Regions from separate parts of the Homo sapiens genome. Here region 1 is linked to region 2. Evidence: read pairs that join two places in POLR2A ChIA-PET (ENCODE). Cell type or tissue: OCI-LY7. All regions are shown on one strand. Each heading gives the region's core, and the rest is flanking DNA. Links, peaks and the distances in the headings are about the cores only. Region 1 overlaps CRTAM (cytotoxic and regulatory T cell molecule). Region 2 overlaps UBASH3B (ubiquitin associated and SH3 domain containing B).

What was found. ChIA-PET counts read pairs that join two places held together with the same protein. Peaks named below come from ENCODE experiments on the same cell type or tissue, not always from the same donor. Only the 100,000 strongest peaks of a DNase experiment are listed, where the experiment ranks them.
Region 1: POLR2A ChIA-PET joins it to region 2 with 13 read pairs; 5 of 35 experiments call an interaction of 5 or more read pairs at or near these places.

The regions. Positions count from the first base shown.
Region 1 is chr11:122,848,365-122,856,364 of GRCh38, forward strand. CRTAM (cytotoxic and regulatory T cell molecule) reads left to right here. Exons shown (of 10, transcript NM_019604.4): 2 at 1,704-1,850; 3 at 3,329-3,481; 4 at 5,579-5,722; 5 at 7,331-7,492. Among named protein-coding and RNA genes, the nearest start is that of CRTAM, 14 kb to the left of the region's middle. RefSeq lists enhancers at 1,710-1,809, 4,178-4,237. In OCI-LY7, for the core only: CTCF peaks have their summits at 3,370, 3,586 and 5,801 (motif pointing left); DNase peaks (open chromatin) are centred at 3,447 and 5,807; H3K4me3 peaks cover 718 bases.
Region 2 is chr11:122,690,780-122,707,131 of GRCh38, forward strand. The region is part of intron 1 of UBASH3B (ubiquitin associated and SH3 domain containing B); the gene reads left to right. Among named protein-coding and RNA genes, the nearest start is that of UBASH3B, 43 kb to the left of the region's middle. In OCI-LY7, for the core only: no CTCF peak of the experiment used is centred there; DNase peaks (open chromatin) are centred at 6,012, 7,122, 7,812 and 10,092; H3K4me3 peaks cover 4,792 bases; H3K27ac peaks cover 7,686 bases.

The DNA.
Region 1 (8,000 bases), core at 1-8,000, 150 kb after region 2:
CAGAGGAGAATATTTCCAAATGGCCAAACCTAAGCAGAATTCTGGCCTTATGCCCCAGTGCTTTTTTTGGAAAGCACAGATCTCTTTTTATTACCTCCTTGTTGTTCATTATGGTATTGGTGGATGATATGGGTGTTTTTCCATTAGAACTCCAGCAAACAGTTTCCCGTGAAAGCTTATATGAATCCAATACAATAATTCTGGGTTATTTCTGCTAGAGGCTAGATTCAAATTAATGACCTAGGAATGGAACAAACAAAAAAGTAGACACCAATTAATTCCCAGAGCTCTCCAAAGCACTTTTCCTAATACTTGAAATTTATCACAAGAAAATATATTCTCCTGGTTTCTTTTTTGTTGTTGTTGTTAAGGTTTAAGATGATGCCGTAAAACTTGTTACATTTGCTATTCATAATTTATAACCCCATGGTATTCTTCTGTTTATAAAAGTGGTTTATACCTTCATTGATAAGAATTGCCTTTTCCTCAGGACAAATAATTTAATTTATAATATGAAGGAATAATGAATGGCAATAAGCATGCCAAATCATCAGGAATGCCAGTTTATTTTTCATCAATTTCTTTTTTTGGGGAGATAAATGTGCAGCTACTTAGAACAAATTGTTCATCATTCTCTGGGGGTTGTGATTCGGAGAAATTAGACTTGTGTTTGTCTGGAGAAAGCTCGGCTGTGGAATACTGAATTGAATGAAATCTTAGAACATCCTCCCTCTGGTGTAGAAACTCTCGGACAGGTGGGGCTCAGCCACTTGCCCTGAAGGGTAACTCCGCAGTTCACCAGAGCACCACGATTATAACATTCTTTCTTAGAATTCTAGACACACAACTTGAAGGTACTAGATGCTCTTTTATAAGCTGAGGCCAGAAAGGTTGCATTTTCTGGGGCCTTGTGGCTTAGATAGGCTGATGTAGTTACATAAACACGGCCTTTGCCATCCACAGCCCTGGGTACAGATCCCAGCTCAATGACCTCTGTTACCTTGAGCCTCTATTCCCTCGTCTGTAAAGTGAGCACAATTCTTCCTTTCTAGGGTTAGTTTGAAAATTAAATTCGGGTTGGGTGCTGTGGCTCACACCTGTAATCCCAGCATTTTGGGAGGCCGAGGTGGGCAGATGACTTGAGGTCAGGAGTTCGAGACCAGCCTGGCCAACATAGTAAAACCACGTCTCTACTAAAAACACAAAAACTAGCCAGGCTTGGTGGTACGTGTCTGTAATCCCAGCTATTTGGGAGGCTGAGGCATGAGAATCGCTTGAACCCAGGAGGCGGAGGATGTAGTGAGCTGAGATTGTGCCACTGGACTTCAGCCTGGGCAACCAGAGTGAGACTTTGTCTCAAAAAAAAAAAATTAAATTCAATACAGGTAAATGGCCTGGTACAGTTCCTGGCATATGGCAGAGCAATCGCCCAAAACCTGTTGAACTGTAGTTTGACCTTCCCTGTCTTCTGTCAAAATCCTACCCCTTCCTTCAGACCTGATTCCAGGGTCCCCTTCTTCAAGAGATATCATTACTGCTCCTACTCTCAGTTCTTGCCTCTCCCCTCCCATTTTGTTTGTATTTGCTTATTTTTTGGTTTCTAGAAGAAATAGATAATACATGATTGAATGAATGAACGAGACAAAATCCCTGAGACACTGTGGACCCCCGGCCTGATCATCCCCATTTCTCTTCCTCCACAGAGGCCTCTCTGACTAACCACACAGAAACCATCACCGTGGAGGAAGGCCAGACGCTCACTCTAAAGTGTGTCACTTCTCTGAGGAAGAACTCCTCCCTCCAGTGGCTGACCCCCTCAGGGTTCACCATTTTTTTAAATGAGTATCCTGGTAAGTGAAAGAAAGAAAGAAAAAATGCCACCAGACCTTAACCTGAGGGTTTTTCCAGCCGGACAGTTTGGTGGGACAGAAAGCCTGCATGAGTCACCCAAGGGGTGGGCTCAGCCCACCTACTGTTACACATGAATCACGCCTCCAAATCCTGTTATTTTACACGCAGTGGCTTGCTGGGGGCAGGAACTGTGAAATGGAAACCCCACCAGAATGGTTGTTAAAGGGGGTTCAGATTACAAAGCACATTTCCATGTCCCCACCCCACACTCACACCACTTTTTCACTCTCAGTAACTATCACACAACCACAGCACAATGACAGACAGGCAACCAACTGACTGGGAGCCCGATCCTCATGCAACCACCACCACCCCAGATAAGAAGCCAGCTGCTTCGTTTTCCATCTGAGCAATCCAAAGGCACATTACAAAGCTCCTTTCCAGATAGCTCTTCTTCTCCTGTTGGTCTTAACATAAAATCAAGATTTTTAAGCAATAGAAATAGACAGGATGTATTAATTTGGAAATGAGGACAGTCATTTCTCTTTTCACAAACACACATGAAGAAAGTACAAGATGTCTGAGATGGAAAAAGACTCTTAAGAATCTCTTGGGTTCATCTCTTTGACGTTAGGCAGGGTTTTACTAAACCCTAGATCATTTTATGTCTCCATTTAATATTGCTAACTGCCAAATACTTGGAAAAGTCTAAAACACATTTCAGTCTTATTTATAAAGCAGAGCCTCTTAAAGCATATCATGCTGGCTGGGCGTGGTGGCTCATGCCTGTAATCCCAGCACTTTGGGAGACTGAGGCTGGCCGATCATTTTGAAGTCAGGAGTTCAAGACCAGCCTGGCCAATATTATGAAACCCTGTGTCTACTAAAAATACAAAAAAATTAGCTGGGCGTGGTGGAGCACTCCTGTAATCCCAGCTATTGGGGGAGGCTGAGGCAGGAGAATCACTTGAATCTGGGAGATGACAGTTGCAGTGAGCTGAGATAGTGCCACTGCACTCCAGCCTGGGCAACAGAGCAAGACTCTGTCTCTAAAAAAAAAAAAAAAAAGTTATGCTTTGAAAGCATTATTAGATACTGATATGTTAACATAAAGAAATATATTATTTCAAGCTAAATCAACTAGAAGTAAATACTAATTGTTAAAAGTTCTGAGAGAAAAAAATTTTAAATAGAGATAATTCTGTTACATAATGCTTTTTGTTGTTTTGTTTCTGGTTTTGGTACACTGGGAGAAGAGGGACTCTCTCGGATTTCTGCAGCAGAATGGCTTGATCTAGCTCAGTGGTTCCCCACCCGGAATGATCTTACCTTCCCGTGGAGATAGGACAATGTCTGGAGATAGTTTTGATTGTGCCAAATGTAGAAAGCGGGGCAGTGCTTCTGGCATCTACTGGGTAGAGGCCAACGATTCATCGGATATCTTTCCTCATAACAGCTCTATTTCCCTCTTGTACAGCTTTAAAAAATTCCAAATACCAGCTTCTTCATCACTCGGCCAATCAGCTCTCCATCACTGTGCCTAACGTAACCCTGCAAGATGAAGGCGTGTACAAGTGCTTACATTACAGCGACTCTGTAAGCACAAAGGAAGTGAAAGTGATTGTGCTGGGTAGGTACCTGCAAGTGAACCCAGTAGGGGAGCAATATGGATAGGAACACGATATGTCGTTTTTAAACTGAACCTTTTAGTTTAAAAATGTTGCCTAGAGCAAGGAATTGCCTGGGACACCTCTGCCATCTTTTATTGAAAGGAAACAGAAGAGAGCATTTTGAGAAGCAAGACCAAGATTGAACTGTGAACTTGTGAAATTTGTCTTTGACAGCAACTAAATTTTCTCTCCAGGGAACTAAAAGAAAAGAAAAATTGATATTTGATGAGCTGCGACTATGCGCCAGGCACCATGTGAGGTTCTCGGGAATCAGAGATGAATTAGGCACAATCTCTGCCCATAAGGAGTTTGCGCACCAGCTCAGGAAGAAAAACATGTATGCAAATGAAGTGGAACCTCATGACAGCAAATCCTAAGATAGAATGAATTCAGATGTAGCTGCACTGCTTGATCTGCTCAAATCCTCTCTGCCAAACAATTCCTCTTTTCTGTAGGAGGGCGGGATTGGGAGGTGCGGATAGGAAGTGACAGCCTCCTAATTACCTGGGACTTACTCAGTTCTACAGATGGTCAACTGTGTCCAGTATGTCTATCCTTACTTGTTTTGTTTTTTGTGGCAGAACAGATCGATTAAAAACATTGCTTTTTATTGATCTCTAAGTAACATCATCTCACATATCACACAAATGAATGTCTTAGACTTCTCCTGTTGAATTACTGCAGTGTGGTGCCTGCCATACGGTAAAGGCATGATGGGAAAGTAGCTGAGAAGGAGTGGCTCTCGGGGAGGGGTTTGAGAACCATTGTGACTCAGCTCAGCGTTGTCTTTTTGTAAGGGAGCACACATCCTGGCTCAGCTGCTTGTGTGCCCTTCTGGGCTCTCATAACACCCCATGTATACTCTGTCATTGCTCTCAACACATAATCTTTTCATTAACAGTTTAGGGGCTGAAGCCACACCAGACTATTAGCTCCTTGAATCATACCTTTTTCATCTTCGTATTGCCAACAAGTAACACATCTAATGTATATTTGGAGCTAAGAAGTGCCTTTATAAGGTCTTGATGGCAGATGGGTGAGTTAAGTAAATGGGGAAGAGCTCAGTTCTGGACTGAAGTGGAAGTAGAATGGGAAACAGGAAGAAGCAAGCCTAACTAAAAAGTATTTCCAAGACAGAAGTATAAAGAAAAAGGACGAACATGCCCTTTATAAGATAAATGCACCTTTTTTTTTTTTTGATGGGGTCTTGCTCTGTTGCCCGGGCTGGAGTGCAGTGGCGCAAACTCGGCTTACTGCACACAACCTCCCCATCCCAGGTTCAAGCGATTCTCCTGCCTCAGCCTCCCGAGTAGCTGGGACTACAGGCGTGCACCACTATGCCCAGCTAATTTTTGTATTTTTAGTAGAGATGGGGTTTCACCATGTTGGTTGGCCAGGATGGTCTCGATCTCCTGATCTCGTGATTTGCCTGCCTTGGTCTCCCAAAGTGCTGGGATTACAGGCGTGAGCCACCTCGCCCGGCCTCATATACCACATTTTAAGAATTGTTGCTACATTGCTTGTTCGGGAATTTTCAGAGACTAACAACACACTGAGTAATACACATTCTGGCTTCAGCCAAAGTAGCTTTGCAAGCACATGAAAGCCCTTTAACATGACTGTATTCTGGAAGAGATTAAGTTAAAAAATATGGGCCGGGCGCAGTGGCTCACACTTGTAATCCCAGCACTTTGGGAGGTGGAGGCGGGCGGATCAATTGAGGTCTGGAGTTCGAGACCAGCTTGGCCACAGAGAAATCTCATCTGCACTAAAAATACAAAAATTAGCTGGGTGTGATGGCGGGTGCCTGTAATCCCAGCTACTCAGGAGGCTGAGGCAGGAGAATTGCGTGAACCTGGGAGGTGGCGGTTTCAGTGAGGCGAAATCGTGCCACTGCACTCCAGCCTGGGCGACGGAGACTAAGTCTAAAAAAAAAAAGAAAGCCCATTAATTAGAGTATACCCTATAACAATCACCTACAGATTATTAGCCTCTGTGCTTTGTTGAGATATGCAGACTCATATCTAATTAACACAGAAAAATCCATTTTGTTCTAGCAACTCCTTTCAAGCCAATCCTGGAAGCTTCAGTTATCAGAAAGCAAAATGGAGAAGAACATGTTGTACTCATGTGCTCCACCATGAGAAGCAAGCCCCCTCCGCAGATAACCTGGCTACTTGGGAATAGCATGGAAGTGTCCGGTAAGGGGAGAAATGGTTCTCTTTGTCTTCCTTCCTACTCAAATTTCCAGGGGATTTTTAAATGTTTTGGCACCCTCTAGTGGCAGACAATGCCAGAAGACATCATTTAATATTTCATCAGCTCTTTTCCAGACAAGTTATTCTTACAACCAATCAATTTTATGCCTTAATCTTGAAAGGCTAATCATAGATATTGAAAATGTTTTTGTTTAAAACAGGTAAAAATCTAAAGTGAACTATAATGACTTCTTAAAATTTCACAAAATTGTCTAAAATAAGTATAATACAGAAGTATAATATCTCAGGCGAGGCACAATGGCTCATGCCTGTACTCCCAGCACTTTGGGAGGCCAAGGTGGGTGGATCACCTGAGGTCAGGAGTTCGAGACCAGCCTGACCAACATGGAGAAACCTCGTCCCTACTAAAAATAAAATTAGCTGGGTTTGGTGGTGCATGCCTGTACTCAGGAGGCTGAGGCAGGAGAATTGCTTGAACCCAGGAGGTGGAGGTTGTGGTGTGAGCCAAAAATCACACCATTGCACTCCAGCCTGGGCAACAGGAGCAAAATTCTATCAAAAAAAAAAAAAAGAAGAAGTATAATATCTGTGAGCATAAACTTTTTCCCAGATATAAAATCGAAAATATATTTAACATAATACATATAATTGGAACAGATATGATCTTCCCTATATTGTATAGTACTATATTGTGTCATACCCACAAGAACAGATTAAAAATATTCTTGTAACAAAGCACCTAAAGGTTGAGCCTTTGAAACAGAATAACTAATTAATTATGGTGTCTGGGTACTGTTTATAGTTTGCTTACATTTCAACAGACATTACCTTTGATATCTATGTAATCAACCATCTTTTTTTTTTGAGATGGAGTCTCACTCTGTCTCCCAGTGCAGTGGCACGATCTTGACTCACTGCAACCTCTGCCTCCTGGGTTGAAACGATTCTTCTACCTCAGCTTCTGGAGTAGCTGGGATTACAGGTGCATGCCACAACACCCAGCTAATTTTTGTATTTTTAGTAGAGACAGGGTTTCACCATGTTGGCCAGGCTGGTCTCGAACCCCTGACCTCAGGTGTTCCAACTGCCTCGGCCTCCCAGAGTGCTGGGATTACAGGCGTGAGCCACTGCGCCCGGCCTGTAATCAACATTCTTAGAGTTGCAAAGGACCCTTTACAGTTGAGAACACTGAGGGCCAAATGGAGTTCTAGAGAGAAAAGACCTAAACCCAGATCTGATTCCCAGGGCAGTGCCAATTCTACTTCATTATAAGACTTCCCTTTAATTCGCCTTATTCATATAACCAGAATAAGGTCTTGGATCTTTGTGTTTCATAACAACATCAAGCTGTCCTTCTTAAGCTTTGAATTTTTTTTTCCAGTAGTGAAAAGTTTGTAGAAAACCATCATCTACTCTCATTCATCTGTTTGCCTTTGTGACCAGAACCAAGCCTATACAAGGGAACTGGCTGAGGTTAGAATGAGGTTAGAAATCTAATGTTTGCCATGAAGTCAAGGCCATTGGCCTCTAATAGAACCAACCTCATCCAGTAGCATTAAATAGCCATAACCTCTTCAAATTGCTACATAGGTGGAACGCTCCATGAATTTGAAACTGATGGGAAGAAATGTAATACTACCAGCACTCTCATAATCCACACTTATGGCAAAAATTCAACGGTGGACTGCATTATCCGACACAGAGGCCTGCAAGGGAGAAAACTAGTAGCACCCTTCCGGTTTGAAGATTTGGGTAAGAAGAACTAATGATTCTCTTGAATAATTTTTGATTTACTTTAATATTACACTATCAAACAAAATTAAATGCAGTGGGCAGAGTCCTTCAGATTAAGATTACTGCCAACAAAGCTTTCCTAATAGCAAATTCCTGTACTGATTGAAATTTCTCCAGGTGAGTGACGGAATTCCAACTATTCCAATGTTCAAAAGAACCCCAGTTGAGCAGAAAGCCTAGCACAGCGCCATATGCAAATAGTGTCATGCTTGCTTTTTGATAATGACTTTAAATCGTTTTATTGCTGTTGTGTTTTTGGAGTAATCATATGAATCATACTGCATCTTTGTACTTGACCCAGAAGGAGATAATGTTAGCTGAAATAAACCTAAATTGTCAATATCATTTTATGTGAATATGAAACACACAGATACATGAAGACATAATTCCTGTTTAGATTTATTTTATTGTTATAATTGCTTTGAAGATTTTAGTTTAACCATGTTAATATTCTGAGTTGAACACC
Region 2 (16,352 bases), core at 3,646-11,645:
GAGGGTGGTGTGCGCTGCTAGTGGAAGAGGATTCTCCTTAGGGTACAGCACCTGGGAGAGTTGAGTCAGACTTGTCATCTTGCGCTCTGTAATATGCTACTAATATCATAGTATTTCCGAGCTGAGGAACTTGATCACTGGGCCCGATCTTCTCACTTCTGCGAAAGGCTGAAGCCCAGAGTGCTTAAATGGTTTACCGAAGGCCACGAAGCAAAGTAGCGGTAAAGCCAGAACCAAACCCCGGGTCTTCCGGACTCCTCCCCTAGGCAGGATTCTCCCCCTGGGTTATGCTCATTTCCAGCAAATGAAAGGTCATGGTTAACTTGTTGTCCAGATATGTTTGCCTCTCTCCAAAACGGAGTTTTTCTCCTGAGAGGTTCATCACTGGAAAAACGAAACCACATGGCTGTGTGTTCTGCTCTGTGCCTTTGCCGGGCCTTTCCTGCAGAGAATTCTGGTAACATCATCAAGAAGCAGGAAGGAGCTTTTACAAGGTGGCTCTGACTCCTTTTCTTTCCTCTCAAATTTTATACAACTATTTGAAGCTGGCTTTTGTAGGTTAAAGTCACTCTTTTCTGGACAAATCTTCTGCAGCCAAGCAGCATTTCTCTGACTTCCTTGGGTGCAAACTAGAGGAAACTGGCCTTTGTTAGCTCAGATGCTTTCAACACAGGCTGTGAGTGAAGAAAGAGCAGCTGTAACCCCTTTCCTCTCGTGCAGGGAATGCAGTTATAAAAACCAGGCCAATGTTTTCTCCCACCGGGGTGCTGCTGGACTCTCACTTAGCTCCTCAGTCAATTTAAGGCTTAAAATCTTTATTGAAAAGTGTTTTTATTCAGCTTTCAAAGATACCAGTTCATCTGTTATTGCTGTAGCCACCCACCACTTGCGGGAAAATCCCAAAATGTGGGTATTTTACAAATGAAAAAGAGACATTTCTGGAATCAATGAAAAGGCTGCCTTGCCTGGCCTTCTGCTGGGTAGATGTGGAGCTGGTGATTTTGCTGAGTCCCCTGGCTTGAGCAAAAGGCTGTGATGGCCATTTGTGACGGGGTTCTGTGTTTTGGGCAGGGTTTGCTTGGTGGCTTAGCTGGGCTCTCAAAGGACACAATCAGTGCTACCCCCAGGCAGGCCCAGATCCATCTGCCCAGGATCTGGCTTCTGATCATGAAGGAGGGCGGTAGGTCAGACAGGATAAGCTCAGAGTCCAGGCCAGAGTGGTAGTTAAGAACACTGGAGCTTTTCAGGCCTCGTTCCATGTGCTGGCTCTGCCACTTACAGAACCTTGGACAAGTGATTTAATCTCCCTAAGCCTAAGCCCAGATTTCCTCACTTGGAAATTGGCATCAATAGAAGTACCTACCTCACAAGATGGGGATAATTAAATTAGATAATGTTGACAGAGTGCCTGGCAGATAGTAGGTACTCCATATAAGTCAGCAATAAATTTAATATGTTTATGGTTTTACTGACCTCAACTCCAGGGACTTTTGGGATTGCTAAGAGAAGAAAGATGAATATTTTCTTACTAAACATTAGTAAAATATTTTCTTGCTAAACATTCATTCTTTTCTTGAGACAGTATTTAATATCTATTGATTACTCACTGTAAGATGCCAACCACTCTCTAAACCTTGGGGACACAAAAACAAGAAGCTCATAATTTACCGAATTACAGCAGCATAGAAACAAAGAATTGCAGAGATGTGGGATACACCCTACAGTAAAGGTGATATTCAGGGGGTATGGTGGGAACAGAGAGGAAGGAATGCACCCTTGGCTTGGAGAATGGGCCCCGTGAGCCTTCTCAGCAGGAATGTGGAAGACAGTTTGCATACTGCCGAGGGCACGCTGGTCAAAGACACAGTATGTGCTAAAACTCAGAGAAGGGAAAGACAGGGTTTGTCTCATACGATCGGAGAATATGGGGAAATAGCCAGAGATGCTTTCATTCCACACATATCTATGGAGTGTCAACTAATGCCAGGTACTGGCAACAGAAATAGAAGACACATTCCTCCCTTCAAGGAGTTTAGAGACTGGTAGGGAGAGAAAGGACAAGTGCATTTGTGATTATAGTGTGATAAGTGTCCGAGTGAAGAGACCACCAAACAGGTGGTGTGTGAGCAACAAGGCTGTTTATTTCACCTGGGTGCAGGTGGGGAGAGTCCGAAAAGAGAGTCAGCAAAGGGTGGTGGGATTATCATTAGTTCTTAGAGGTTTTGGGATGGGCAGTGGAGTTAGCAGCAATGTTTTGTGGGCAGGGGGTGGATCTCACAAAGTACATTCTCAAGGGTGGGGAGAATGGCAAAGAACCTTCTCAAGGGTGGGGAGAATGACAAAGAACCTTCTCAAGGGTGGGGAGAACTACAAAGAACCTTCTTAAGGGTGGGGGCGATTACAAAGTACATTGATCAGTTAGGGTGGGGCAGAAACAAATCACAATGGTGGAATGTCATCAGTTAAGGCTATTTTCACTTCTTTTGTGGATCTTCAGTTGCTTCAGGCCATCTGGATGTATACGTGCAGGTCACAGGAGATATGATGGCTTAGCTTGGGCTCAGAGGCCTGACAATAAGTGTGTGGTGGGCACACTGAGAAGAACGTCTATTCTCCACCCAGAGTGGTAAGGAGAAACCATCAAGGGAAGATCACACACCTTAAGGCTTGAAGATTTTAGAGTTGACCAGTTGGAGGAAAAGTAAAACATTCCAAGAAAGGTACAGAATGGACAAAGTCATGGAGGGATGAGTGGGCATGGGTCATGGGAGGAAAAATAAGCCTGTAAATGAGGCTGAAATAAAGAATGATGGCCGAGCGTGGTGGCTCATGCCTGTAATCCTGGCACTTTGGGAGGCTGAGGTGGGCGGATCACTTGAGGTCAGGAGTTGGAGACCAGCCTGCCCAACATGGTGAAACCCCGTCTCTACTAAAAATACAAAAATTAGCCAGGCGTGGTGGCACATGCCTGTAATCCTAACTACTGAGGAGGCTGAGGCAAGAGAATCTTGAACCCGGGAGGCGGAGGTTGCAGTGAGCCGAGATGGTGCCACTGCACTCCAGCCTGGGTGACAGAGTGAGACTCTGTCTCGAAAAAAATAAAAATAAGAAAGAAAGAATGATGAGGCTAAGCGATGCATCCATTCATTCAGTCATTCACCCAGTTGTGTTGTGTGCTTACAATTTTCCTATGTGACATTTGAAGCTCTGGGGATGCAACGATGGAGGCCCAGTCATAAGGTCGACTAGGGCACGCAGGTGGTATCAGGTGGCCCATGCAGCCTGATTTGGGTGATATGTAGACGTGACATTAAGAAATGATGAATCACATAATGAACAATTTTTCTTTTTACAATTCTAATTACAAAGGGTGAGGGGCTCAGTTCAGAGCCTATTATCTTTAAAACCTCTCTAGTACTTGTTAATCTCTTTTTTATGAGAGCTATAGGCCTTAGGTTCAGAACACTGGCAGGGAGGGGATGTAACAAGAATTTAGTAAGATTCCTTTGTTTCCTTTTTTGTTTTGTTTTTTTAATGGCAAGTGGTACTAATTTTCTGTTTATGGTAAAAATAACATTTTCTTCAAAAGTTATTTGAATAAAAGTAGATAGGTTATTTTAATGAAACTTACTCAGGCCAGCATGGTGGCACATGCCTGTAGTCCCAGCTACTCAGGAAGCTGGGGTGGGAGGATCGCTTGAGCCTGAGAGTTGTAGGCTGCAGTGTGCCATGATTGTATGTGTGAATAGGCACTGCAGTCCAGTCTGGGCAATATAGCAAGACTCTGTCTCTAAAAAAACTTGGAAGGAAGGAAGGAAGGAAGTTACTTAAATATAGTACAGTATAGATATTGATATAGAAAAATTAATGGGTTGATGGTAGAAATGGCTGAAGTCTTGGAAATGCTGTTATTGATAATCGGAAGCCAGTGGAGGGAGTTTTAAGTTTTAAGGGTTTTAAGCACAGGGCAAGGAAGAGCTCCTAAAACAAGCCTTGTTTGGACTGTGGGTTCCTTGAGTGTCAAGATTTAGTGTGCCACAGTGGATTTGAAAACCCTAGCTGTTAGCATAGAACACTTAGCCTGTGCTTAATTTGAGGTATGCCAGGGTATGCCATCCACCAGTGATGTGCTTTATTTTTATTTTATTTTATTTATTTTTCTTTTCTTTTCTTTCTTTTTTTTTTTTTTTTTTTTTTTTTTTGAGGTGGAGTCTCCCTCTTTCCCCCAGGCTGGAGTGCAGTGGCACGATTTCAGCTCACCACCACCTCTGCCTCCCGGGTTCAAGCGATTCTCCTGTCTCAGCCTCCCTAGTAGCTGGGATTACAGGCACCTGCTACCATGCCCGGCTAATTTTTGCATTTTTCTTAGACACGGGGTTTCACCATGTTGGCCAGGCTGGTCTTGAACTCCCGACCTCAAGTGATCCACCCGTCTTGGCCTCCCAAAGTGCTGGGATTGCAGGCGTGAGCCACCGCGCCCGGCCCACTGGTCTGCTTTAAAATTCAAAACCTTGCATTTATTTCTTCTATCCACTCCTGTCATCACTCAGTTGCATGGATGCCTGGAAGGAGCTTGAAGCTCTGGCATGATCTGATCAGAGCCTGCGGATGGGTGGGAGTTTCCAGTACTCGTGCCAGCAGGCTGGTGAGCATATGCATCCGGCTCCTCCTCTGCAAACATGCTGAGTCCTCCCAACCTTGATAACGCTTCAACCCCTTCTGGGAATATCTCCTTGAGTGGTGAATGCTAATAAGTGTCTGATGCTGTCGCCATTTCAGCAGCTCTTAGGAGACTCTGTGGTTTTCTTTCCTTTTTTTTCTTTTCTTTTTTACTTTTTCCCCGTTATCCATCAGCATTTATGCACATCGTGTTTTATGCATTGTGATCCTCTTAGTGCCTTGGATATGTTGTTTGGACCTTCAGTTACACAGTGCCTCACTCCCTGGAGGTCTAATGATGCTCAGGAAAGACAGAGAAAAGAACTGCCTTGCAGCATTTTTGCATCAACACATTGATTCCTACATCCCAGCCATGCCCAAAGTGGTTAAAAAATGAAGTTTTCATTTAGAGCTACGGGTGGTAGTTTAGAACTGTTGGGAAGTTACTAAATAGTCACATTGAGCTTATGTTTCCACTCAGCCTGATAACCAAATAGTTTTTTTATTTTTTATTTTATTTTTATTTTTTGAGACAGAGTCTCATTCTGTTGCCCAGGCTGGAGTGTAGTGGTGCGATCGCTGCTCACTGTAGCTTCCGTCTCCCAGGTTTAAGCGAATCTCCTGCCTCAGCCACCTGAGTAGCTGGGATTATAGGTGCCCACCACCATGCCTGGATAATTTTTGTATTTTTAGTAGAGACGGGGTTTCACCATGTTGGCCAGACTGGTCTTGAACTCCTGACCTCAGGTGGTTTGCCCACCTTGGCCTCCCAAAGCGCTGGGATTACAGGCATGAGCTACTGCGCCCGGCCCCAAATAGTTTTTAATTTCTCGGTAATAAGCCGGCAGGATTTTAACCTTAATGAGGATTTCTTCAGGGCCCTACGTTTCTTTTTCTTTTTTCTTTTTGTTTTTGAGATGAAGACTCGTTCTGTCACCCAGGCTGGAGTGCAACCTCTGCCTCCCGGGTTCAAGCGATTCTCCTGCCTCAGCCTCCTGAGTAGCTTGGATTATAGGCACCTGCCACCATGCCCAGCTAATTTTTGCATTTTTAGTCGAGACAGGGTTTCACCATGTTGGCTAGGCTGGTCTCAAATGCCTGACCTCTGGTGATCCACCTGGTACTCCTAAAGTGCCAGGATTACAGGAGTGAGCCACTGCACCCAACCAATACTACATTTCTAAATCTGTATTTTCAAAGACTTTAGCTAAAGACTAGAATGTGTAAGTTGCACGTGTGTCCGAGCTATGCCCACCCTTTCCTGGGCCGTGTTTAGTACCGCAGCCACATCAGAGCAGAATTGCAGGTGGCTAATGGCCCCTGCCTTCCCATCTGTACAGAATACACGGAGAGCACCCCAGTTCTAGGGCAGGCCGGAGTCTGTTGACAGACATTTCTCCTTATCTTGTTTTCACATCAGCTGCAGCACGATTTCTGTTCAGAGCAAGCGTGGGTGGGGGTTCCTCCCGCCCTGCCCTGTGCTAGCTGTTAAAATAGGAGGGTGGTTTACCGTATTGTTTTTCAAGTAAAGATCAGGCCACCAGGAGTTGGTGACTCCAGTGGGTCACTGGCGGTGTTTGTTCATAGCAAAGAAAAGTCAGCCCAGCTCTTTTGGGGATACATCAGTAATCTACATAGCAGCCATTTGATTTTGAAGATTAGGGTTTGGGGGGGAAGTTTGAAGTTTTGTTTGACTGCTAAGAGGAATTAGATAGCTCTCAAAACATTTTTCAAACTCAAGTAATTGGACTCTCCAAACAACGGGAATGGTGGCATAACAGACCACTAACATTTCAATTGCGCTTTCCAATCGACAAAGTACTTTTACATATGTGATTATTCCCTTTATTACAGAAGAGAAAACTGAAGCTCAGAAATCCCAGCTATTCAGGGGGCTGAGGCATGATAATCGCTTGAACTGGGAGGTGGAGGTTGCAGTGAGCCGAGATCGCAACATTGCACTCCAGCATGGGCTACAAGAGCAAAACTACGTCTCAAATAAATAAATAAATAAAATCCCAGTATATGGTCTGCACACACTACACATTTATACCCACAACTTCAGATTAAAGTGAACATTAATGACCGTACTGAAGCAAATAGAGTTCCAGAGATTTCTAGTGACTGAGGGCGCTAGAATTCGAACCCAGATCCACTGCCTCCCACTTCTGGATCCTTTTTCCTCCACCATCCTCCCTCACACTTGTTTCCATCTTCTTGTCCAATGTGAATTGTTTATTTGCTGCTTCAGCATACAGCACCTCAGTACCTTGATAGTCAGGACTTAGGTTGGGCAGGATAGCCACATTAAATAAGCAAGGATTGAGTCATTGCGTTGCACCATAGATACATGGGTTTACAGCAACTTAGAATAAAGAAAAGAGGAAGCAGCTGCTGTGCTGGGAGCTTCATAGACCTGACACTGTCCAAGGGGGAGTATATTTATATACCTCCTCATTTAATTCTCAAACAGCCTCCGGAAACACATTCTCTCATTTTCATCTGACAGTTAAGAGCACTGGGGCGTGGCGATGTAAGGAAACTTGCCGAAAGTTGCATAACGAGTCAGTGATGGAGCCTGCATTTGAACCTAGATTTGTCTCATTCCAAAGCCAGCCCTGTCCAACCCGCACATTCTCTCAGTGAGGAAACCAGGGTGGTGGAATGACTGCTCTGGCAAATTAAGGGCAGAGCTGGGCTCAGCCACGTAGTCTCAGTGTTCTTGCCAGTATACCTGGCAGATCTCTTCTCTTAGAGTTGGAATTCTCCTCTGTCGTATTAGATGAAAAGTTGTCAACATTGCAGATGACCTCCTCTCCCCCTACCCATACCCCCATAGTCACGCCAAATTTTTGTTGCAATTCACACCAGGCATGGATTTCTATCTTCTGTTGCTCCCCACCTTCCAAAATCTTCCATGCCCCTCATCTAGGCTCTGGCAAAAGTTGTTCCCAAGTAACACTATGTGACCATTTGAATTTTACATTTTCTCCCCACCTTGCAACAAGGCAGGAGAGAATGGCTTTGGAACTATAGAAAATTAGGATGGTATAAGGCTAAAGAAGAGCAAGAAGATGGATGCATTATGTAATGAAAACTGCACTCACAGTATGGGAGAGCCTGGGGCATATGTTTGGTAAGGCAGGTGCCAGCTGTGAGGATACTAGAAACCAGGTGTGGGAGCATCCTGGGTGCCGTGTGTGGAGGCTCACTGAGTTGCTACAATGGTCAGAACCTAAAGCTAGTTCCCTAACTCCCAATGATCCCACAGCCCCCACATTCCATCCACCCGACACCCAGCACTCCCCATGCCTCTGGAAATCTATTTGCTTCAGTACGGTCATTAATGTTCACTTTAATCTGAAGTTGTGGTTATAAATGTGTAGTGTGTGCAGACCATATACTGGGATTTTATTTATTTATTTATTTGAGATGGAGTTTTGCTCTTGTAGCCCATGCTGGAGTGCAATGTTGCGATCTCGGCTCGCTGCAACATCCACCTCCCAGTTCAAGCGATTATCGTGCCTCAGCCCCCTGAATAGCTGGGGCTGCAGGTGCCCAGCACCACACCCAGCTAATTTTCGTATTTTTAGTAGAGACGGGGTTTCTCCATGTTGGCCAGGCTGGTCTCGAACTCCTGACCTCAGGTGATCCACCTGCCTTGGCCTCCCGAAGTGCTGGGATTCCAGGCGTGAGCCACTGCGCCCGGATTGGGATTATTTTTAAATCTTTTCGCCCCTGATGGAGGAGGGGCATGGGAGGGAACTGGTATCTATTAGGTGCCTGCTGTACCTAGGTTATTTTATTTAATCCTCATGGCAACACTCAGTGTCTTACAGATGGAAAAATGTGATCTTCATCTTAGAGAACTCACAACTCAGAGGAGTGTGGCACGTGGAGTCACCGAATTGAGTTTGAATCTTAGGAAGCTGCTATGTGTTCTTGGCATTTCCTGCAACCTCTATGCTATCTCTTCTTCTGTGAAATGCCTGTGGATAATATTATCCACCTTCCAAAATTATTGTGAGAAACACATCAGATGACTGATTTTTCTTTTTAAATCTTTCTTTCTTTCTTTCTCTTTCTTTCTTTCTCTTTCTTTCTTTCTTTCTTTCTTTCTTTCTTTCTTTCTTTCTTTTCTTTCTTTCCTTTCTTTTTTTTTTGAAACAAGGTCTCCCTCTGCCACCAGGCTGTAGTGCAGTGGTGCAATCTCTGGTTACTGCAACCTCCGCCTCCAGGGCTCAAGCGATCCTCCCACCTCAGCCTCCTGAGTAGCTAGGACTAGAGGCAAATGCCATGACAGCCAGATAATTTTTGTATTTTTTTGTAGAGACATGGTTTCGCCATGTTGCTCTGGCTGGTCTTGAACTCCTGAGCTCAAGTAATCTACCTGCCTCGGCCTCCCAAAGTGCTGGGATTACAGGCATGAGTCACCATGCCCAGCCCAGATGACTGATATTTCAATGTCTTGTAATCTATTAAGGTTTACGTAAATATTATTGTTTAGCTTTGGAAATCGATCAAGGAATTGACAATGGTACCCAGAGCCCAGCAGTGGAACTAGAGGTCGTGTTGTTGGTGGTGCTTTATTCACTTGGCCGTATTCAGTGGGTAGGTTTGCAGCATGAGGTATCATGTGTGGGTACTAGCGGAGACCCGACATGCTGCACATCTGAGAGGCCAAGAGAAACTGAGGTAACCATCATTCCCCCGGGAGCAGCACCGCTGTTGGAGTGAGGAAGAGGTCAGTCTCTTATGATTAGGTAGAGATCCAATTCCTCAACACTTTGAACTAGCACAAAGTCCCCAGTGCTGAATGAGATGGGCTGACATCATAAGCTTTGTCTCCTCCTTTGTTTAGGCTCTGACCAGAGTTACACATGGTGAGTCCATTTTTAAAATTCATTTCCCAAGTTTGGGATTTTGTTAAGCTTTATGGTTTAGTGGATACAGTTAACAATTCTTTTCCAAACACCATTACATCTTAAGTTTTTTTCACATTTTTCAATGTAAATGTTCATATGTTCATCTTACTCACTCTCATAGTTTACTTCTGATCTTTTTTTTTTTTTTTTTGAGATGGAGTCTCGCTCTGTCACCTAGTCTGAAGTGCAGTGGCATGATATCGGCTCACTGCAACCTCCACCTCCCGGGTTCAAACAATTCTCCTGCCTCAGCCTCCCCAGTAGCTGGGATTACAGGTGCTCACCACCACACCCAGCTAAATTTTGTATTTTTAGTAGAGATGGGGTTTCACCATGTTGGTCAAGCTGGTCTTGAACTCCTGGCCTCAGGTGATCCACCCTCCTCGGCCTCCCAAAGCGCTGGGAATATAGGCATGAGCCAAAGCACCTGGCCTACTTCTGATCTTGATGTTAACAGTAGGGGATGCAATTTGTAGAGGAAGTGTGTTTCTGACAGGTGAGAGAACACTTCATGTAGGGTGAACAGTAAACTGTCCCAGACAGGGATGTGCTATGTAGATGAGCACTGGGAAGCCTGTGTTTTCTCAGAGCTCCTGAAGACACCCTGCTCCACATTAAACCAGAATCATCACGTCTCATCACAAAAAGAACATTAGTGTTATGGGGTATATTTTCTGTTTCATATTAAAAATTCCCAACCCCCAGCATTCTGACCCTGTCAAGCCCACGGGCTGCTACTAATTTGCATGGTTGTGTGATTTGTGTGATTCTGCTCCATCTGCTTTGAATTTCTTGGCTTCTTTGTCCAAGACGTTAATAACTCTAGTCATTTCTTGTGAGGATTTAAGGATGTTATTGATTGATTTTGGATTACAAAGAAACAAAAAGACAGTAGGCAATGTTCTAATTGGGTCTTCTTATTGTGCACTGTAGCCTGAATCCCCCAGGGTAATTAATATGAAGTGCAAAAAGTTGAATGTTCCAGTCTAAAAGGCAGTGGGAGAAATTACATAGCATGGAAATAATAAAATGAACTCTTATTAATGAGAACGAGGCTCTTGCAGTGGCAAGTTCTGCTGGTCACCCGATGGGGATGGGAGCCTTTCAAGCTTTTTTTTGGGTAATACTCACAGTTTCCAACGTCTGTGTACTTTTCAAAATGAGCTTGTTCTTCCTTCTGACACTCATCTCAAAGCTCCATGGTGACGCAGAGGTCTGTTGAAGGTCACAGGGTCCTCGCTTGCATTGGCATACGGTCCTGTAGCATCACTTGTTAGCCCACTGCTGCTTGAAGGAACTAAGAGTATTCAGGGATAGAGAGCTGAAAATAGGATTAATTCTTTCCTTTTGACTCTCCCCTCAAGATGTCCTTGCTTTGGTCTGAAAACCTCTCCTGACAACTTTTGCCCAAAGCAAACCATCTGCCTTTTCTGAACTCTGAGTGAATATATTAGCATCTTCCCTTCTGAGCCCTCGTACTGCCATGTTTGTTTGTTTGTTTGTTTCCAAGAAACTGTGTCTTGCTCTGTCACCCAGGCTGGCATGTAGTGGCATGATCATGCTCACCGCAGCCTCAAACTCCTGGGCTCACGTGATCCTCCTGCCTCGGCCTCCCAAAATGCTGGGATTACAAGTGTGAACCACCACGCCCAGCTGTAATGCCACATTTCAATCTTCCCTCCCAGTGAAGACGACCGTTTCTTTGAGGACAGATGCTGTGTTCTTTACTTCTCTATGTCTCCCTTAGTCCTAACATGTGGCTTCCAAGTAATGCAGCGTATGCTCAACCAAGAGGGATGGTCAGCAAACAGCCCATGAGGAAAAGTAGCATTTGTTCCTAGGAAAACCGAATTATTTGCTTTAGTAATGAATCCAAGTCCAACATAGTTACGTGCAAGGAAACATTTCATCCAGAATACTAATGACATCAGCATGGAGAGAGAAGAGTCTAAAATAAAGATCTTTTTAAAGTACTTAAAGGAGGCCAGAGAATATCATCACATAAAGTATAATATAGGACCCTACCCCTACCAAGCACGGAGATCCCTTGCCTTCATCGTTCAAGGTCAGATTGGAGATTTCAGAGAACCCTAGGTTGCAAGAAACGTGTTTGGAGTTTTGGGGAACAGATAAAACAGTAAGCAGTAGGAAAAAAAATCACCAGGTTTTTTTTTTTTTCAGATGGAATTTTGCTCTTGTCGCCGAGGCTGGAGTGCAATGGTGCGATCTCAGCTTACTGCAACCTTTGCCTCCCGAGTTCAAGCGATTCTCCTGCTTCAGCCTCTCGAGTAGCTGAGATTACAGGCGCATGCTACCACACCCGGCAAATTTTTGTATTTTTAGTAGAGACAGGGTTTCACCATGTCAGCCAGGCTGGTCTCTAACTCCTGACGTCAGGTGATCCACCCGCCTCGGCCTCCCAAAGTGCTGGGGATTACAGGCGTGAGCCACCGTGCCTGGCCAGATTTTTAACTCAGGAAAAATTTATATTCTCCTCACTCATCTTTGAATTATACTAACATCATTAAATGAAGGAGTGGAATTGCTATAAAACTTACTACTAATCCTGATTCTGCATTCACTCATCATTTGTTTTCTCATTTATTCACTCATTCTATAAACAAATTGGACACTCCCTCAAGATCAGTGCTGTATCTGATTCCTTTTGAAATGTCCTCTTTCCTCTTTCCCCCAAGCCTCGCCCACAGCAGGTACTTAGTAGATGTTTACTGAACAGGGTTGGTGGTGGACATGCCACTTCTTTGAAATATTTTTTTCTTTGGCCGGGCACGGTGGCTCATGCCTGTAAATCCCAGCACTTTGGGAGGCTGAGGTGGGCGGATCACGAGGTCGGGAGATTGAGAGCATCCTGGCTAACACAGTGAAACCCCGTCTCTACTAAAAATACAAAAAATTAGCCAGGCGTGGTGGTGGGTGCCTGTAGTCCCAGCTACTCGGGAGGCTGAGGCAGGAGAATCGCTTGAACCCAGGAGGCGGAGGTTGCAGTGGGCCGAGATTGTGCCACTGCACTCCAGCCTGGGCAACAGAGCAGGCCTCCGTCTCAAAAAAAAAAAAGAAAGAAATATATTGTTTCTCCCCTCCACCACCGCTTTTCAAAATAAATAGTGTCAAATGATGCTTATTCCCTTGGAAATATGGGGGAAAATGCCTGCAAGTCATAGATTAGGTTTAGAAACTGGGGCAGTTTATTGATTTCAAAAAGAAGTTTAGATCATGTCTGAAATAGAAACTTTTAGACATTGTGAATAAGTGGGATTGTCTGAGACTCGAGGGTTAAACATAAAGTTCTTGGCATAAATATAATGTATTGTTTTATTGTACTTAAAGCCCCTTGTTTTTTGAAGACAAGCATCTCATGTCCCATGACACAGGAAATGACTGGGATTCTAAAAGCAAGAGAACATGGCGCCCTGATACTGGTTTAGTGGTTAGTGGAAAGATGCATTTCTCTAGGGTAGAAGAGAGACAGGTGATGGCATAAGCCGGGGATATGAACTCTAGGGACCTGGAATTCTTCAAATGTGACCTGCAGGCACTGGAGGGGCTGTCCTTCCCTATCTTATGGACAAGATCTCTTGGCTTGGGGGACACTGTCTCCAAGGTGCTAATAGTCAAGACCTCAACAATGACTCACTTGGACTCGGAAACCAACCTAACTTACTCAGGGTGCCTGCGGCGGTGGGGCTTTTGTAGACCAAAGCCAAGTTTTGCCAAAGGCAGCAAGTGCTTTATAAGCTGAATGGGCAACTTACAGGAACGAAAGCTGAGTGACCTTTTATTTACGGGCTGAGTCCTTGGCTTGAAACCTGCCAGTTGAACAGTCTAACTTGGTGTCATATGGAGCATCTGAATCACAGTCTCTTGAGTCTTCCTCTGAGAAGGTGGCTGGAAGAAGTTCACATTTCTCAGCATTGAAAACACCTTCTGCTCTTTACCTCTGTTGAAGATGGCCTTACAAAAGGCTACGCGGGTCAGCCGTGAGTAGGAGAGTAGTTTCCAGGAGCACCTGAGCATGGGGGAACCGAAGGGCTTTAGTTGCAGAAGATAAGCGAATTCCCCGAGTGTCAGGTTGGTGGCGTGTTAGAGAGGCCACTTTCCTCAGAGAGGTTACAGATGAGTGTCTCTGGAAATCTTTTTTTTTTTGAGACTGAGCCTCACTCTGTCATCTAGGCTGGAGTGCAGTGGCGTGATCTCGGCTCACTGCAACCTTTGCCTCCCAGGTTCAAGCAATTCTCCTGCCTCAGCCTCCCGAGTAGCTGGGACTACAGGCACGCACCACCATGCCTGGCTAGTTTTTGTACTTTTAGTAGAGACAGGGTTTCACCATGTTGGCCAGGCTGTTCTTGAACTCCTGACCTCAAGTGATCTGCCCGCCTCGGCCTCCCAAACTGCTGGGATTACAGGCATGACCACCGTGCCCCGTCAACAATTTTTTTTTTAATAGAAAACTTTATTATGAGGTTTCTTTAAGGGCCGCACTTTCTCGAAGTGGCATTGGGTGAAAATAGGCAACTGTCTTATGTTTTCCTTATTTGGGGGGTTAGAAGAAAAGAAGGTCACTCTGATAAAAAGACCTATGGTTAAAGAAGGATTTGTTTTCAGGCTCTAAGCCTTGTTACTGTAACTATGGGAGGGAGCAGGCACTAACCTGGCCAACATATGTTTGGGCCTTGGCTCTGCACAGACAGAAACTATCCCCGTGGACACAGTTTGCCCTCCTAGCTGCCAGCCGGACTCATGAGTCCCAGAGCTTTGAGGTTGCAGCTAAATCTAAAATCCTGGCTGGGAGCAGTGGCTCATGCCTGTAATCCCAGCACTTCGGGAGGCTGAGGCAGGCAGATCATTTGAGGTGAGAAGTTTGAGACCAGTCTGGCCAACATGGTGAAAACCATCTCTACTAAAAATACAAAAATTAGCCGGGTGTGGTGGCATGTGCCTGTAATCCCAGCTACTCAGGAGGCTGAGGCAGGAGAATCGCTTGAACCTGGGAGGCAGAGGTTGCAGTGAGCTGAGATCGCACCACTGCCCTCCAGCCTGGGCGACAGAGCCAGACTCTGTCTCGAAAAACATAAAAAAAAAAAAAAAAAGAAAAAAAGAAAAAAATCTAAAATCCCTCCATTACTGACAGTCAATCCAAGAGTCCACTACCCATTGCCCGAGGGCCAGCCTTCCCTTTACACGCTATGACAGTGTCTCACAGAAATTGTTGAAGCAAGGCCTGCTCTCTAGCCCTAATCAAGGAGGACTATTGCCCCAGGCGCTACCGTCACAAATGTGCTTGTGGCTTCTGGGCTTCCTCACCAGGGACCTTAAATCTCACCAACTCATGGGGGCATCCACTGCCATCTACCACCTCATGTAGTTAATAGGGAGGCTGGGGGGCTTTGAGAGTAGAAAGAAAATGGCTGCCAATGGATTTGCTGACGTCCCATCTTCGTTCAACTTTATCACAGGACTTCGTTCCACCCTTGCTCTGACTAAATCAATCCGCAGCAGCTGATGCCCTTCTTTTGTGAGGCGTTGACCAGGCTGGACTCCTGTGATCACAGGTGTGGCATCCACTCCACAAGTCACACGGAGGCACTGGGACACAAGTGGGGGCTGCCTGGGTTCAGCTCTCAGGCCACCTCATGTCCATTCTGAAGGGGTCAAAATGTCCATCATGAAGAGAAAAGCCAAAAAATTCCTTCTTTATTTACCAAAGCTCTAATTCTTTTCTTTCTTTTTTTTTTTTTCTTTTTTTTTTTTTGAGATGGAGTTTCGCTCTTGTTGCCCAGACTAGAGTGCAGTTGCGTGATCTCAGCTCACTGCAACCTTCACCTCCGGGTTCAAGCAATTTTTCTGCCTCAGCCTCCCAAGTAGCTGGGATTACAGGCATGCGCCACAGAGCTCTAATTCTTAATGCCACCCCTGGATTCAGATCTAGGGCTTGGGACTTTAGGCTTATTTGGAAGAATCCCTCTCCATTGCTATACACTTTTGCTGGCTTCTATAATCCAAGCTCTGAAAGGCACTCAAAGGTCTTGTTTGCACATCTGGCCATCTGTGGGGAAATTCCTCCCATAAAGGTCTGGAGAAATAGCTTTGTTGCTAACAACTTGTGTTGTTAAGCTAGAGAGTGTACATTCTGCATTTTACTCCAGTACCTAGATACGAGATTCTTTTAGGAAGTTGCTGATTTTCTGAGGGTGTCTGTGGAAGGGCTCAAGGATAGCCTTCAGAATGATGAGTTTGAGGCTTGCTGATCTCCTGATGTTGGAATCTAACGAGTGGACTTGTAGGCTTTTAGAGGAACTATGTAGATGGATAGTTATAGAAATCCTTGGCTAGGAGTACCAAGAAGAAACATATATGTACGCAATCACATACTGAAAAGGGAATATAAGATGGAGAATTTCAGCTGCACATTTCTGTAGATTAACATGTTTATATGGCAGAAGATTGCACCATTCTAGGTAAAAGAAAATTGTTTGTCTCTAAATCTATCTGGGTTAATGGGCTACATTCTTCAGTCCTGACTTTGGACCTAAATTCTGTTGTCATTAGTCCACAATGAAATGAGTCAAGTAAAAAAGAATGCCAGTGGAAGACTGGTAGATGATCTTCCTTAGAAGGAAGTTCCTTTTATTCTGAGATGGTACCCTTTCTACTTTTTTTGTGATTAAAACATCCTTACTTTTATGAACTGATGGTGGTAATTGATCATGGGGATTTCAGATGCAGATTTTTGCTGGAGAAAATTAAACA